Regions from separate parts of the Homo sapiens genome. Here region 1 is linked to region 2. Evidence: chromatin contacts called from ENCODE Hi-C or POLR2A ChIA-PET data. All regions are on one chromosome and are shown on one strand. The core of a region is the stretch at or near the end of the contact, and the rest is flanking DNA. Distances in the headings are between cores, read along the strand shown.

The links. A loop is a pair of places that touch in the nucleus more often than their neighbours do. ChIA-PET counts read pairs that join two places held with the same protein, here RNA polymerase II (POLR2A). Pooled maps may share reads with other maps.
Region 1: a loop to region 2 is called in a map with no recorded cell type, with 6 times the contacts of the local background. The contact joins two enhancer-like sites. A Hi-C loop is called at or near these places in 6 of 37 single-sample maps with no recorded cell type and 5 of 50 pooled maps. POLR2A ChIA-PET finds 5 or more read pairs at or near these places in 1 of 52 experiments (Panc1).

What each region holds. Positions count from the first base shown.
Region 1 is chr3:114,808,632-114,811,331 of GRCh38, reverse strand. The region is part of intron 4 of ZBTB20 (zinc finger and BTB domain containing 20); the gene reads left to right. Among named protein-coding and RNA genes, the nearest start is that of ZBTB20-AS3, 63 kb to the left of the region's middle. RefSeq lists an enhancer at 1,262-1,441. Within about 2 kb of position 1,376, at least 3 of the 41 ENCODE cell types and tissues checked have a DNase peak (open chromatin) inside an H3K27ac peak, as active enhancers do.
Region 2 is chr3:114,583,498-114,586,197 of GRCh38, reverse strand. The region is part of intron 6 of ZBTB20 (zinc finger and BTB domain containing 20); the gene reads left to right. Among named protein-coding and RNA genes, the nearest start is that of ZBTB20-AS5, 130 kb to the right of the region's middle. Within about 2 kb of position 1,282, at least 6 of the 41 ENCODE cell types and tissues checked have a DNase peak (open chromatin) inside an H3K27ac peak, as active enhancers do.

The DNA.
Region 1 (2,700 bases), core at 127-2,626, 230 kb before region 2:
ATCCATATGGGAACTTTCTGATTTACAAGTTATTTGAGTTCCAAAAGGAGCTTATTCCCTTTGTGTGTTCCCAAGGAAGTATAACCTGAGTGAGCCCAGGAATCTGTGAGAAAATAAGCTGGCAAATACTAACCTGATCCAAGTAAGTATTTGGACCTGCTTAGATCTCTGAGCTATTATTGTTTTGTATAAGATTAAGTCTAAATGACATATTCTTTACAATTGCTTAGAATAGGTTAGTCCAGCTCCAAAGTTCATAGCAACTCATTATTAACCAAAGTAATTCTAGTCCTTCTCGCTGAGTGGTTTCTCCAAACTCTATAGAGTGAGGCAAAACTATTTATCTCCCATGGGAGAATTTTGGTAACCTTATCCCTATATCCCATACACTTCCCTAGAAATTCTTAATCCCCCCCAAACCTTTAAACTTTCTAGAGATGTAGTAGGAGGGGCAGTTGAAGATTTTCTATACACATGTAACCATTATGAAAACGTTCATTCAATGGCAGTTAGACTTCCCCCCCGCCACCCCACATGCATGGATACCTGCAGCTAGGCCCCTGATTCCTGCATTACTAAGAAAAGAATTAGGCAGTGGTCATTCGCTGAAGAAATGGCATATGGCATAAGTCGTTTATGCCCACTATAGATTAAAAGGTCATAAATCATATCACAGAAGCTGGATACTTTTGGGAGTGAAAGTGGCCAAATTAAAAGTTATGTTGGGACAACTAGCACAGTTAGGAGCCCACAGTGTTTTAGCCGGGAGTGCTTCCTCCTATTATCCGTCCCCACAGTTCCATTGTATCAGTAGTTCTGCCAGGGCAGGACAAGTCATGAAAACCCACAACTTCACTGCTGAAAGGGGGTGATTCGATAATTTGATGGAGCAGAACATAGAAAAACCCCATGCCCTTAGGTGTGGTCAAAACAGTGACAATCTCAGGGGCAAACAAGCAGGGAGAATAAACATCATATGTAGCCTGAAGTTACAATTCAGAGTAGAAAAGAACTGGCAGATTGGCCAGAAATTTAGCAGGGAGAATTGGAAAAGGATACTATCATAGTGAACTTTGGTAAGCTACCACATATTCCTAGAGGTCTGAAAGGCTGCACACATACTCTGGGGAAGACCTAAGGCTTTGGACACACAGAGAGAAGATAAGAGAGAACAAATGGAAAGTAAAAATCAAAAAAACACTTGTAAACTGCCTGAACTTTGAGTGCATTCTACAACCCACACACACGTATATATCAATTAGAGGCGTTAGCATAGTGGCCCTAGGTGTTTAAGTACAACCTGTGACTGATCGTTGGCTGACCACTAAACTGTGTTAACACAGGGGAAAGTCCCAGCTCAAAAACGAAAATGGAAATTACACAAACTGAGCAGAAACATCAGCAGCGGCACAGCATGGGGAAGAGAGGCTGCACAGAGTTATGTTAGGCAAGTCCTAAATAAACAAACACAGCAATAACAGCAACAACCCTCAACAGGGAAAAGTCAGAAGCCAGAGTTGCTGTAATATGCTATATAAAATGTCAATTTTCAAGAAAAAAATGAGACATGTAATAAACAGGAGTGTGACTCATACCCAATTTAAGAAGTGGTTAAAAGAAAGTGTCTGAAGAAAAAAAAAGAAATTATATTTGGGTTGAAGTGGAGATAGCAGATGTTAAACTTAGCAAACAAAGAGTTGAAAGCACTATTATAAATATGTTCAAAATAATAGGAAATCATGTTAAATAATTAAAGTATTACTATAATTACCCTTTAAATAGAGAGTATCAATATAAACATAAGTGTTATTTTAAAAGGAACAAAAATTCTGGAGTTAAAAAATATTATAATGGAAATTAAAAAATTGCAAGAGAATCTCAACAGAATATTTAAGATGGCAGAATAAAGACACAATGAGATTGAAGATCAATTAATAGAAATGGTCTAATTTGAAGAGAAAAGAACAATGAAAAAATGAGCAGAGCTTCGGAGACCTGTGAGAGACCATCAAGCATACTAACATATGTGTAATGGTAGAGAAGAGGAGGAAAGAAAGAAAGGGCTCAAAAATATTTGAAGAAATAATAGCCAAAAACTTCCCAAATGTGATGAATAACATTAATCTACACATTTGAGAAGCACAAAAACTCCATGTTGGATAAACACAAAAAAAATCTGTACATAGACACATTATAGTCAAACTTTTGAATGAAAAAGAGAAAATTTTGACAGTAACAAGAAAAAAAAGACTGTTACATACAGGAAAACAACACTACGATTAACAGCTTACTTCTCATTAGAAACAAAGCCAGGAGGTAGAGGGATGACGTATTCAGTGTGCTGAAGGAAAAAAAGGGAAAATGTCATTTAGGAATTTTATATTTAGCAAAATTGTTCTTCAAAAATAAATATAAAATAAAGATATCCCAAATAAACAAAGACTGAGACAATTTGTTGCTAGTAGACCTGCCTTACCAGAAATACTGAAGGAAATCCTTTAAGTGGAAATGAAATGATAAAAATGTATCTAAAATTCACCTAAACAAAAGGACCTCATCACGTCATTATTTAGGTAAGTATAGACATGATATAAACATAAAACTAAATTCTGTTTGAACAGAAGGAAGGATATAACAAAGATAAGAACAGAAATCAATGAAATAGATAATGAAAATAATAGAGAAAATTAATGAAACCAA
Region 2 (2,700 bases), core at 33-2,532:
AACAAATAATTGCTTAGTAATTCTCTTTGAGGTAGAAAATTCTAAACATGGAGGAACCATTTCCCCTTAATGGGAGCCAGAAATCCTCTAAGTGCTTGAAATGGCATTCACAAGTCTGAATGGTAAACAGATAAAAACAGGAGCGCACCAGTTGCACAAATGACTTGCTTGTCACAAACTTGTCATTGCAGTAATCTAACATTTCTTTCACAGAGCCCGATGGAAAGTATGGAACAAACAGGCCCTGCTGACGTTTTGGCTCTGCTAAGCCTTCCTCCGAGCTAAAGCATCTGCAGCATCTTCCTGTTCTAGACCCTTTATCTGCTGAAGTTAGCTGATACTGTACATGTCAGAGAAATGTTTGACTATTGCATTAACAAGTTGATGACAAGCAAGTTATTCCTGCAACTGAAATACTGCTGCTTTTAGCAGGCTGCCATTTTGACCTTCATTTTATTATGCAGAAGAACCCTAACAGAGCAGAGCACTGGGGAGAAACCAGTGTGGTTGCCCCAGGCCCATACAAAGACCACCTGCCTAGGGATTAGGTATAGTGGTACAGGGGGCATACCAGGCAGGTCCATTAGAAGTATGGAAGGGATTCCTTGTAAAACATAAATGTGAATACATTAGACGGTTTCAAAGATTGTTCTTGCAGGGGTAAAATGAACTGCACAGAAATAGATTTCTTCCTGCATCCTCTGAACCCCACACACATGTGCACATACGGCTGTGTATGCTTTATAGAATGATATGAGATGGGAAACTTAAATGAAAATTGTATATACCAGCTCTACACATAGTTTTTGTCAATTGTTGGAGTTCCTGTCATCAGTAGCTTCCCTTAACCTCCTCCTCACTCAGCATAATATCTGGAGTTATCTAAACCTAATCAGACCCATGCTCTTGTCCCCTCAAGAGCACTGTTATCTCCATTAGCCTCCTCATAGAAAATTTAAGCAGCCCTCTCTAGGACATCACCAGTTCATTTCCAACCTCAGCTGCCAGCAGGGAGTACTCCTACACTGTGTAACTTCAGCCTCTCGCCGTTCTGTTTGAGGAAACTTCCTCCCCTCAGGGACCCACACTTGGGGTTCCTCGAGTGTGTAGTCCAGAGGGTCCCAGCCTTTAACAGGAGCCTTGCCTGTAAGAGAAGCCTTGCCTATTGCCCCCTATGGTGTTTTGCCTTTGTTGATGCCATAGGTATATCAGCACTTGGAACAACAGAGAGTTTGCCCTAAGACTTTGGCCTTTTCATAAAACTGAGCTGCTCTTATTCACCAAGGTGTCAGCTGCCTTGTATTCTTTCTAGACGCTTCAGGTCTGTTAAGGGTACACTGATAGTGTTTTGTCTGATTTAAATATTGACGCAAAAAACTTGCATTCTCGTACTTATTTTCTGGCTGGTGCCCCAGGTACTTTCATTTTCAAAAGTTCTGTGTAAAAATGATAATCATTGTCCATCCATGAGAACCACATTTCTTGCCAAAGTGGTGATGAGGCTTAACTTTCTTTTAGACTTGGCAAATTGCACACATTACTGTCTCCAGGGTGAAATGTTTTACTCCCATCCCAAATATCTCTTGATGTAATCTATACCTTAGCTTTGTGGAACAACTACCTCAGAGGACAGGTGGGAAGGGTGTGAGAAGAGAGCCTTTTTTTTTTTTTAACAGAGTTAGGGATATTGTCCCTGGAAAAAGAGGTGAAGATAGTTTGAGGCAGCATTTAAAGTTTCTGCAAAAGGAAATACGTGAATGAACAATTTGAATTGTAAATGGAATTTCATCAGCTTTTTCTTTCTAAAGTTCCTAATAGGATTTCCATAATGATTTTGTGTTTTCCTTCTTAGTAGAACTTAAATGGCAAATAAATGATACACTATTTTTGATTTAGAAAAAAATAAAAATCTTTTCTGTGGGAGCTCTCTTTTTAAATACACATTAGGGGATAGATAATGGCAAACAAAAAAAAGTCTTTCTTCCTATTCAGATGGATAGCTATCAGTGTGTGTATGTCTTTTTAATATTTATTTATTTGCTTATTTGATCATTTATTTGTCTATTTATTGTAAGGAAATTAACAAAGGAAAGAAGAAAAACACCTCATGATAAATTAATCTCATTAGATACGTAGAATTTTAGGGCTAGAAAGGAGTTTGATGATCAAGCTATGACTTTATATCACACTCACTTTAGAAATGTGAATGTATGTGAATTTTGAGACCCAAAGATGTTTAATCAGATGAACCAAGATGCGCAATAGGATTGTGGCAGAGCTCGGCCTAAAACTTTCATTTCAGGCAATACTCCCTCAGAGATTACATTACATTTTTTAAAGCTTTATTTTAAACAAAGACAGTCTCATTTTAATAATTTGCACTGATGTGCTTAAATCTAATAGAACATTTGCTATTATAGTAACTGAGACCTCACATTGGTTACACCAACTAAGGAATATACATTTCAACAGTTTGAAGACATTTCTTTCTAAGCCGTTTCTTATTTGCATAGGGTAAGGAACCTTAGTTAGTTCAATTAATTTTTATCTTTTGTAAGATTTCAAAGAAACACTTGCACCGTTCCTATTTACCTAAAAACATGTTTTTTAAATGAATCTGTTTCTTTAATAAGTATTCACTTAAGTAGGTCATACTGTAACGTTCTTGGTGATAAAAAATCTTTTATCAGGATAAAAGAA